2 separate regions of the Homo sapiens genome follow, and region 1 is linked to region 2. Evidence: chromatin loops called from intact Hi-C (ENCODE). Cell type or tissue: sigmoid colon. All regions are shown on one strand. Each heading gives the region's core, and the rest is flanking DNA. Links, peaks and the distances in the headings are about the cores only. Region 1 overlaps NR2F2-AS1 (NR2F2 antisense RNA 1). Region 2 holds the start of NR2F2-AS1 (NR2F2 antisense RNA 1).

Region 1 (5,372 bases), core at 136-5,135, 140 kb before region 2:
ACCAGGCCCGGCTAATTTTGTATTTTTAGTAGGGATGAGGTTTCTCCATGTTGGTCAGGCTGGTCTCAAACTCCCGACCTCAGGTGATCCACCCGCCTCTGAGATTACAGGTGTGAGCCACCATGCCCAGCCCCTCATCTTTAAAATGGGGTGACTTCTGTAGTGAGTGAGGCCACTAAGGAAGGTCACTGTGATGATTATGAGTCCAAAGGAGTGAGATCTTAGCCCACATGGTTATTAGCCCTGCCTCTTTGCCCCTGCCTCGGTTTTCTTCCTTGGTTCCTCCATTCTCCATTTCTCACTGTTGTCTCTCTCTTCCTGTCACCCCACGGTGGTGCAAGCTGGTGCTCCCTGCACATCCAGTAAAATGTCAGGGGAAAAGTTCAGCCGTTGCAGCCTCCCGAGGGGCTGCTCTCCTTGGGCTGCTGCTGGCTGTGTGGCTCCTCCTTCCTCCCCTGGATTCTTTCCTGGCATCCTCCCGTGTTTTCACTGTCTTTCTGATTAGAGAGTATGTCAGTGGGGCAGGATAATTTACTGATATATTAATTTGTGTTTTTATCTCAGCGTTTGCCCTCTGCTCTACAAAGGAAGTCAGGCCTCTCTGTGCCCCTGCCTCGAGGGAGGTTTGTTTTAAAAGTCCAAAGCCAAGACACCTGGCTTTTGTTTCCCCAAAGCTCAAGCTGTGGGAGGAGATAATGCCAGCAGGGAGGAAGAGGGGAGAAGCTCGAGGCCTTTGAGAGGAGGGAGAGAGAGAGGCAGGGAGACAGAGAGAGATTTTGATAGATGGAAAGGGGGCGAAGGCCAGAGAAGCAGGCCACTTACAGACAAGCCACAATCCATGGCAGCCCCTGCAGAAGCGGCTGCCTCTCAGAGAGGATGAGCGTGGACCACTGGCCCCTAATCCCAGGCTGACAGATGCAGCAAATGCGCCACCCAAAGTTCCCAGCACCCAACACGCTTGTGGGCAGCACAGCCACAAGAGGGAAGCTCAGGTAGGTGGGGACAGTGGCAAGCAGAAGAGAGAAGAGACAGGGACAGCTAGAACCGTAAATCAGAACATCTAATGTTTGCTGCCCACTCAGAACGTGCTAAGCACCATTCTAGGATCTTGGCAAATATTAGAATGGTCACTCCTGAAGACAACCCTCCATCCCCACATTCACAGCAGAGGAAACAGAGGAACACAGAAGTAAATTTTCCAAGATCACACAACTGGGACATGGTAAAACCAGATACATAGAAATATTGAGAGACCACCAATTTATTGCAAAATGCTAAGAACGAAATACTGCATAGGCCAAAAAATAATACAGAAACTGAAAACACAAACCCCTCTGAGTGCCACTGGAAGAAAACTGCAGCAAGGCCTGGACTCTTTCTAGGCTTCACTAGCTCTGTAAGTGCTATTCCATTGTATTTTGATCATGGAAGTATTATCTTTCTTCAGATAAATCAGAGGTGTGTATGTTCAGAGCATAAGGAATAGCCTGGGATTTCCCAGTTCCCCTTTCAGTTATCTGGCTTCCTAATTTACCCTGTGAACACTACCTGACCTTGCTACATCTTATTTACCTTTCTCATCTGTAAAATGGGTGTAGGGAATCACCTAGGCTAGCATTTATGATCACTGAGTACCTGTTCCATAATTAGGAGCTGTTATTATCATTGGCATCCCCATGTCCAGTCCTGCTTAGTCTTAGAGCCTACCCAGCACCTAGGCTGCCTTTACTATCTCTGCAGGTCAGACACAGTGCTGGGTGCTGAGTCCTGTCTCTCAATGCCTCCCCCGTCTAGTTGGAGGAGAGAACCATGAGCAGATCTTTAGTGTAATATGATAAGTGCTACAGACAGAATAATCCCAGTATCCCACAGGGGCCCAGGATGAGGCCCCTAGCCATACTGCAGGCTGGGAATGAGGGCAGATTTCCTGCAGAAGTTAACGGCCTGAGTCTTCACAAACAACGGTAACCTCCGCTGCCTCACAGTGGGGAGTGGGCCAGAGCCTCCCCACTCCCTCTTCCAGCCCTCAAAAATGGCTCTTGAGCCTGAACACACTCCTAACACCGCCCCAGCAGCTAATTTGAGAGTTCTGAGCTACGCCTAACTTGCATCATTCTGGGCCACAGACCAAGCCAGCAGCGAAGAAGCCAAGAGCGTTCAGGGCTGCCGACGCATTCCATAAACCCAAATTTCCAGTGTTGCCTTGAGTAAGATGTATACAGGAAATTTTCCATGTGTCAATTAAGCTCATTGAGCATGTGACATAAAAAGGAAATGTAATGTGGGATTCTGATTGGCAAAGTTCAAAAGCCTGTGATTTTGATACCCAGATATAGATCTGCAAGCTATTAAGAGTACTTGACTTGCAACATCCAGAGGTTGTGAAGAAACGCCTGGCACATCAGAGGAAAAAAATGCAGCGCTGAATAGCAGTCTTGGGAAAATACTTACTTCCCAGAGTAAAATGTACACATTAAATGAGTTCAAGAAGCAACTCAACTGTTCTACTTCTCTATCATTTCAAAATCCCCTAACAGATGTTCAGTTTTCAAAGAAAATAATGTTGCATTTTGACCGTTTTCCCCTCTAGATGCCCTAGACGGATGTGAGGTTGTCATACTAACCTTGACTTTGAATTGCTTTTCAGTTCATGTCATTGTAAACTTAGCATAAAACCCCGTGCTTCCCTGGAAAGTATGTATCTTGTTGCTAGCACAATGATTGAGTCCACTTGTCTATTCCAGGACACGAGAGGATCTAACTAAGTCAGAACACCCCACGTCTAGCCCATATATCTATTTATTACCGAATTCACCGGGAAAGACAAGCTGAGTTATCACTTAGCTGAAAAAACCTGAGAGGCATTTATGTGCATGAAGTACAGCATAGACAGAACCATCAAGGCAGGCTTGAAGGAAACACATTACACACTCAGCCTACACAAATCGCCTCACCGATGCCACTGGAGCCGAATGAATGGTGCAGGCGACAAGAGCGGCCCTAGGATGCTTATCTTCTCCCCAGCCCCCATCCCAACCCTCAACGATTACGAATACAATCGTTTGTGACAGATTGCTCCCCAGTCTTCCGCCTTAAATTCTATATGATAAATTCAACATGAAGTGACAGTCACAGCAAGTGTTCAGAGCTCTATCTAAAAAAACTAATTTTACTGAAGTTAGGACTCAATGAACAAGAAAATGTGAAGGTACACCTAAGGCGGATCTCAAAACTTTAATCTCTATGAATTCCATCATGGTTATTTACAGCTGGGATGATATTAATATTTTAAAATATTTCGCTAAAGAAGCACTATGAGACTTTAAAGTTGTATTGTTATGCAAAGGTGGATAATATCTCAATGGGTCCTCCCCAGTGCTGGTATGTTAATGGGGCAAGAGAAAGAGAACAGCTGCTTTTGTTACCCAAGCAGCAGACATAACAACACTGTCCTGTGGTTAATTTCTAGGAAAACGCTCTTCTTCCTTTTTTATTATTTGGGGGTGAAAAAATGTCTTGGGCTACTATTGTCTGTTTAAATTAGGCAAATGCAATTAAGAAGAGTCAAATGTACACAGGCTCCAATGATGGGTAAAATTAAGGTCACCAGTTGCAGCCCTAATCCAGCTGCATTGCTTAATCTCAGCTTTAGCCATTACCATTGTGTGGAATGGAAATGTCTTCCTCGTGTTGGGGTTAATGTGGACTGACTGGGTAGCTGGAGATCAATCCTGCAGGCCTGCTTGAATGTGCAAGTGCTTAACACTGACATTTTGAAAAAGTAAAATTGGGTTTCATTCCCCAGGATTAGGTCAGAGTCCTTTACTTGTCCCTGCCCCTGCCCCCGACCCCGCCTCCCCAAACTAAGCAGAGAGCAGAAGAACATTTTTTCTTGCCAATTGTTTTTTTTTTTTTTTCCCCCTCAGGGATCCTTCGCATTTGCCATTTGTGTACATCTCTTGCTCATTCCAAACAGGAAAGTTCTGTTGCCTCAGAAAAAATAGCTTGTCTGAGCCCTCAGAAAAAATAGCTTGAAAAGGAACTTGTCTTCCTTTTCATATTCATAAAGGTTATATTTGTGTGGCTTGATATTATTTTACCTTGTTAAGGAGTTGTTTCAGGTACTCAGTAGATATAGAGAAAACATTTAGCATATAAAAACAAAAAGTTGACATTTACAGCCAGGAGCTAGGTACGCAATTGCAAAGGTCATCAATGAGTAAACAGATATTAATGGTTAGCCGGATAACTGGTACATAAACAGGTCACATTAATAATTAACACCAGGAAAAGCTAGCACTTCCAACCAAGCTCAGGAAAGTGGGTGCCAGAGGAACCCCCCGAAAAATATAAGAAAACCCCAGTGGTGATTTCTGATTGTTAGAGAGTGAGAAAATTACTTCTTCATTTTTACATTTCTCATATTCTCACCAAAAAACAGTTCTGAGACAGTCATGATAGGAAGTAAGTGCAAGGATGGAGGGAATTTTCTGGACGATCATTGATCTGGTAAATTGTACTTAGTCTAACATTTGTGGTTCCCTTGTTTTCCTTCCATGGCAATGGGTAAAATCACTCAGGAAATTTATTTTATCACTAACCTGCAAAGCCTCTGTAAAAGTATTTGCTTCCTCATTGAGTTATTAAGTCCATGCCTTGTTTTAAAACTTCTGCGCTAAGAGGGTTACATTTTGTACCTGCTGATTGGCATTCACCCAGTTTTTTAATGGGAAAAGGTCAAGTCCAAGCTGTAGACAGGAAGGCAAAGGTGTTGGGGATGTGGCAGGGAATCCTGGTGAGTGAAGTGGGTGCCCCAGGCACCCTGAGGAACCTGGGAGTGAATGTGCCTTAGCCCCACAGCGAGCCCCTAAGAGCCACAGCATCATATCTTTTGATTTTTTAAAGAAGCCATATTTTGTGTGAAATCTCTAGATTTATAACTCATGGGCCAAACAATACGTTATCTACTGCAGGCCACACCAGGCCAGTTTAAATCTCCTGTTTAAATTAAAAACAAATAAATAAACAAACAAAAAAGAACGCCCGAAAATTTGCCAATGAGGAGGAAAGTCTGAGTGTATCTCTACAATTTATTCAACGGTTTCTCTTCTCCTTTAAATACACAGTTCACTATAGGATTGTCCTAAAGAGAAAACTAATAAAATAAGACAATAGACTTCATAGAGAACTGGAATATCCGCAAGGACCTGAAACGGATCCTCGGAACTCCGTAGATAAAAGTCAGATGAGATACTGTTATACATGTAGCCTAATGGTTTACAGATGAATGAGTAGCACTGCTTTCAAATATAATGTGAAGAAACCAATTTTTAAATAAATGTGTAGCTTGACTATCAAGCCCACAGGAGATA
Region 2 (5,372 bases), core at 134-5,133:
TTGAGGCCTGCTCCCCCCTCTCGGCCTCGCCAAATCCCTGAAAGCCCAGTCCCCCTTCGTCACCCCGGGGGCTTCTAATCACTCGGTATCGATTTCCCTAACTCTTTTCATCCTGTTGAAGACACATCTTAAAACACTCCAGCCCGGAGTGTGCTCTGGGCTTTATCCACACTAATAAAATGATTTACCCTTCTCTCCGCGCTCTCCTCACAGAGGAAAATCGTTCGAGCCCCGGCTATTTGTGTGTGATCAGTAAATATTTAGTGCGCTGACATCCTTAGCTGGGCTTCGGATCGATTCGGGGCCCACCGGGAGGTGCGCACGGTCCGGGCGGGGCCGCGCCGAGCTCGCCGAGGGGGCTCCTCCCGCCCTCGCCGCCGGCCGCTGATTTACGGCCCCTGCAACCAGCTAAGGGGGGCGAAAGCGCGCCTGGAAAATTGGCTTTTCAACCTTTTACTTTTGACATTCAGCCACTTCCCCAGGCTCTAATTCTCGCCCGCACTCCTCCCTCCCGCCCTACTAAGGGTTGCCCTGTGCGCCCTGCGAGCCCTTCCAGCAGCAACGCGCGGCGCTCGCGCCCCCTCGGCCCGGGGACCACCTATCACAGCCCTGAGCCGCGACGCGGGGAGGCCCCGGCCCCTGCTATGGGGGTCGCCTCCTTCGAGGAGAGATGCTCTCCGCCCGCCCACACCTCTGAGGGAGGAGAGGGGGTGGAGAAGCCCAGAGCTGCATCTGCTGGATGACGAGCCGCTCTCCCTGCTACCCTTTCTCCGACCCGTCGGCCTTTCTCCTACTCTGGAGACTGATCCTCGACGTCCATCGGGCCGGATGGCGTCGGGTGGAAGCGTTACTTTCCTCGCAGAAAAACTCCTCCTCTTTCCTAAGATCAGAAAAAGCGCTTAGCTTGGAATTGTTAGGTGGAGGCCTCCTGCCCTGATAGTGGCTGTGAGAGGGCTGCGGCCGTGACACCGTCTGTGTCCCCTGGCCCTCCTGGCCTTCCCCGGGCGCAGACGATTTCATTATTGCAGGGCCGCACCGTGGACCTGGAGTAGGGCACTGCGGGGTCCCGCTGCGTCCTACGGGAGCGCTACCTCGGTCTGCTACGTTGCCCGAGTAAGATGTGAGGAATCCCGACCCTCGGACTCCACTACTCTTGGGCCGGGGCTTCGGGCCTGAAAGTCTCCGGCAATGTCGCCCACCTGTTAGCGAGCTTGTTCCCCTCTCACCTGGGGCCCGGGCCTTTGCAATTCCCCTGGGGCCCAAGAAGGAAGGGGCATGACCTTGCTGGGTCTAGGCACCTCTCCAAAATGCTAGCGCCCTCTCCTTTGTCCTACACATGATTTTCTAAACAACCTTATCTGCAGACTATATCTTTATACTAATGCATACTTAATTGGTCCGTCTTGACTGTCCATATAAAACAATTTAATTAGGGTGCTTTCTTGCTTTGGAGAGCAAAGAAAAAAAAAAAAAAAACCCTGCCCAGTGCTTATTGTATTTAGCACCAATACAGGCAGAAAATGTAGCACAAGTTTTTGGTTGAAAGAGCACCTCTGTGCCCATTGAAGGGCGTTGATCCGAAAAGACAGAAAGGACAAGTAAAATCGATTTGAAGCGACCCTCTCTGTCCCTTTCACACCATTCAGAAACTCCATTCCTTCTAAGACAAAGACCAGCGCCTTGGGAATTCTCAGGGAAAAAGAGGACTCTAGTCCCACAAGCCTAGGGCACTTTTTTAAAAAAAAATCCTCAATATTTCACTTAAAACCCACACTTGATGCTGTGCCCCCCAAGTATGGGTTCCACAGATGCCCCCTCCAAAGTGCCAAGCTGCAAGGCTGACAAACCCCCTTTCCCCTGCCTGTTTGGCCTTGTAGCCAGGCCAGGACAGCCGTTTAGGGTTAGTGCAGCCCTCACCTTTGACCTCCTAGATCCGAGTGGCTGCCAGCACTACAACTTTGGCCAAAGTTAAAAGAAAACCACAACAAAAAATTTTTTCTGCTCCCAAACCCAGGGAAACCAGTTCTGGTTCAGCCGCCTGAGCCACCTTACCCAATAGCAACCTCCATCCCTAACTTTTTTTTCTTCTTCTTTTGCAATGAACTGCCTGAGCCATCTCTGAAGGAGGGAATTGAAGTTGTCAGGGCTCCACGGCTGGGTTGTGGGTGGGGGTGAGTTTCTTGGTCTAACTGGTCCTCCATTAGGAACCCCCGAATGCCAGGTTATCCCACTGGTGCCCGAGCTGGGGAAGGCAGTCATCTATCAGAACTGGCAGGAAAGGGAGAAGGGAGAGGAATGAGATGGGCAGGGAGGGGAGAGAAAAGGCCAGGCTGTGATCATCTTCACCTGCCCTGAGTCCAGCCTTCCTGTTCAACTATTCCTCGACCTTCGGCTGGGGATGAAGGGGGCGGGGGCGAAAGGGAGGGGGCACCCCCGAGTTACACAAGTGGCCTCCTTCTACTAAGAGAATGAGTTCACCTCCTCCCCAGAGGAGCCTCACCATCCATCCACTCAGTATAACTGATGAGACAAACCGCAAGGAAAAACTTCTGTAGCCCATATTTATGGTATTAATGAATAGTTAAAAAAGATTTACACTTCTTATGATCAATATTCTGAGTTATTTTGCTCAAAGTATATAATTACAGTGTCTTCAGAGTTTTCATCATTGTTTGAGGTGGCAAAACCATTTGTAATTTTCATTAGCCAGTAAACATGTAATTAACATTCAGCACTGTGTTTAACTTAATTCCTGTTTAAGACAAGGACAAGAAGCAGCCGAAGAGCGTTAGTTCCATTTGTCAAGTCTGACATACATCTTACCATAACAGTTTCCTAAAATAAAAGATCCGTGTTTCCCCATTATTCTTCTCTTAAAACAAAACAAAACAAAAATCCATTAGTTAAGACAGTATTAAACTGTGAGAGGCAGCATAGTTTATATTCAATTTTCACTAGTTACCGTATTCTTGCTTCCTTTATTCGTTTTGGGGAGTAGAGAAAGGGAGGGGGTGAATGAAGCATTCATTATCTGAAGGCATGGAATGGGGAACCCCTCCCCCCAAAAGAAATAGATTTCCTCCTCAGGAAAGTTCTAGAATAAGGACCGGAAAGGGGGGAGGCAGAAATCCACAGGGGAGAGGGGGAAAAATCACTTGGGGAGACTTGAGTTAAAAGTAGAAAATGAGGATTCCAAAGGATTCCTAGGAAAAATGTTGCCCTCTTGTCTCAAGTTCTATCTTTGATCCAGGACGAGGGAAGCCTGTCTGCCAGTCTGCGAGGCTGATGCTTTTTCCCCCTCCTCTTCCACCTCTGTTTTTTCCCAACTTGCTTTAGGATTAGCCTCCATCTCTCTCGACCCCAAACAGTGGAATTTGGCTGTGCCTTGGGTCGTCTTGCTTTGCAATATCGCCTATAGTTGTTGGCGGTTTTCTGCTGAGGCTGAGCCGTTTGCTCCAGCCTCCGACTAAACTCATTAAGTTGGGAGATTTTTTTCAATTGGACGGGTGTTTTTAAAGTCTCGTCTTTCCAGCCCCAAACAAGGTGTAACAACGCACTCTTCCTTCTAAGGAATGAGATGAGAGACAAGGATCACTCCAGACATCTCCTACCTACGGTTTGGGGTTTTTTTTCTTAAAGGCGAGGCTTGCATTCCTCAGCAGCTATGTACAAAGCTCCCTGAAACCTTGTCTCTCTAAAGTTAGTGTGCAGGGTTTTCCAAGGCTGAGAGAGCCTAATACATGGGGAAGCACTTCCTTGAGGTGGAAGATCTCTCCCTTCACCTTTCCTCTTTTTCCCTGCAGGCTAGTGCCTACTTTTTATCAGTTTGCACAATCGCTTAGATAAACACCGAGGAGGAGATTCTCTTTAATTATCAAAGACACATCTTTTCAGGGGGCCAACAAAGCATTTATTTCACCCGCCAAACTAAAGGAGAGTTATTCCAGTTTAGGAGGAAGATGCAAGCGGTTTGGGACCTTGAACAAGGCAAATATGGTTTTGGTATGTTTACTTACAGTATTTTTTCTCTCTCTCTTTCCTTTCTCACTTTTCTGCTTGTGCTGTGTGGGGTTGGGGATGACTTGGGGCTTTTCAAAATATCGGTTTGCTAACGTGTATGAAATGCCGAGGACTGTGGTTTAAGGGGTTCGGGGAAGGGGGGATCAGAGTCAATTCAATGCATTGCCATATTTTATTACATGTGTGTGGTAGGAGAGATGGTGGAGGGGGAGGGGGGAAAATACAATTGCAAAGCTGCCAAAATATGATTAAACCGAAGCGTTAAGACTGCGGAGCCTCCTATCTCCTCGTCCTGTCTCCTCAAACTCATTTCCTTCCACAGAGCAAACTAAAAACCAGTCCTATAAAGCGTGGTTTTGCAAGCAGCAGATGACTCGGTTTTCTAGCAAAGGAGCTGCTAGGCTCGCACTAAGTATCAGAATTTACTGTTCGCTTTGCCTCTGCGCTTCATTTTGCAACCTTGTGCAACTGACAGCCAGGCAGGCAGGGAGGGAGAAAAGCCTAGCCCGGCGCCCTCGGCCACGGTTCGGGTAGGCGAGCGCTCGGTTAAGCTAGGAGGAGAATCGCGACGAGAAGGGTACTCACCATCGGGCGGGGCGGTGGAGCTGGCGTGCGGATTTCAGGCAAACGTTTACCTTTTTGCTGTCTATTGCAACCGCGCCGGGCTGACTTAAGAAGCAATTCTGTGCTCTGTCCAGAACATTCAAGGAGCGGTTCCTCATTTTTAAAAAGCCAGCGAGAGAGACGACAGAGACAGAGAGAAAGAAAAAGAGAGGAGGGGGTGAGGGGGACGCACATAAACCCAGTTCAAAAAAAAAAAAAAATCACCTCTTCGCCAGTGACTCGGGAAACGCAGAGGTGGCGAGATCCGAGTACGGTCCAACCAAGCCAGAGCCAATTAATTTTAAATCCTGAAGAATTATTCAGATTAAAATGTACAGAAGTTTCGTTCTCCTATGCCTACGTGAGTCCAAAGTCGTTTCCCTTTAAGAGCTCCTTTTCTTTTAAAGTTGAATTTTAGGCAGCGAGGACTCTTACACTAGGGGGCAGACAGATACTGTACTTGCTCTAATCTTAAGCAATTTTTTCCCTCCCAGCATATGCTCTGATTTAGCACTGTAAATTTTTCAGAGGACCTAACTCTGACAGCCCCTGGTGATTTTCAAAGTACCACAAGCCAGTGGTTAAAAATTGCATTGACTTGGAAGTTCAGAGGGACACAATGGAAGCCCCTTTCCCTATTCATGGAGCTCCAGTGTGGTGGAAGAGAAAAACACACACGGACTAGATTGAGGGAAAGGAGGAATTCAATGAATCCTGGAGGACGGAACTGGTTTCTACTGAGTTCAGAG

Evidence for each region. A loop is a pair of places that touch in the nucleus more often than their neighbours do. Peaks named below come from ENCODE experiments on the same cell type or tissue, not always from the same donor. Only the 100,000 strongest peaks of a DNase experiment are listed, where the experiment ranks them.
Region 1: it touches region 2 in a loop (3.0-fold over the local background); 11 of 110 quality-filtered maps call a loop at or near these places.

The regions. Positions count from the first base shown.
Region 1 is chr15:96,179,851-96,185,222 of GRCh38, forward strand. The region is part of intron 3 of NR2F2-AS1 (NR2F2 antisense RNA 1); the gene reads right to left. All of the region lies in intron 1 of LOC112268156 (a long non-coding RNA gene), which reads left to right. Among named protein-coding and RNA genes, the nearest start is that of NR2F2-AS1, 140 kb to the right of the region's middle. RefSeq lists enhancers at 391-891, 3,198-3,699. In sigmoid colon, for the core only: no CTCF peak of the experiment used is centred there; DNase peaks (open chromatin) are centred at 2,111 and 2,401; H3K27ac peaks cover 232 bases.
Region 2 is chr15:96,322,351-96,327,722 of GRCh38, forward strand. It overlaps NR2F2-AS1 (NR2F2 antisense RNA 1), which reads right to left and starts at 4,768. Exons shown (of 5, transcript NR_125738.1): 1 at 4,606-4,768. It also overlaps a transcript of NR2F2 not described here. In sigmoid colon, for the core only: a CTCF peak has its summit at 5,038 (motif pointing right); DNase peaks (open chromatin) are centred at 551, 631, 2,421 and 4,531; H3K4me3 peaks cover 4,244 bases; H3K27ac peaks cover 3,116 bases.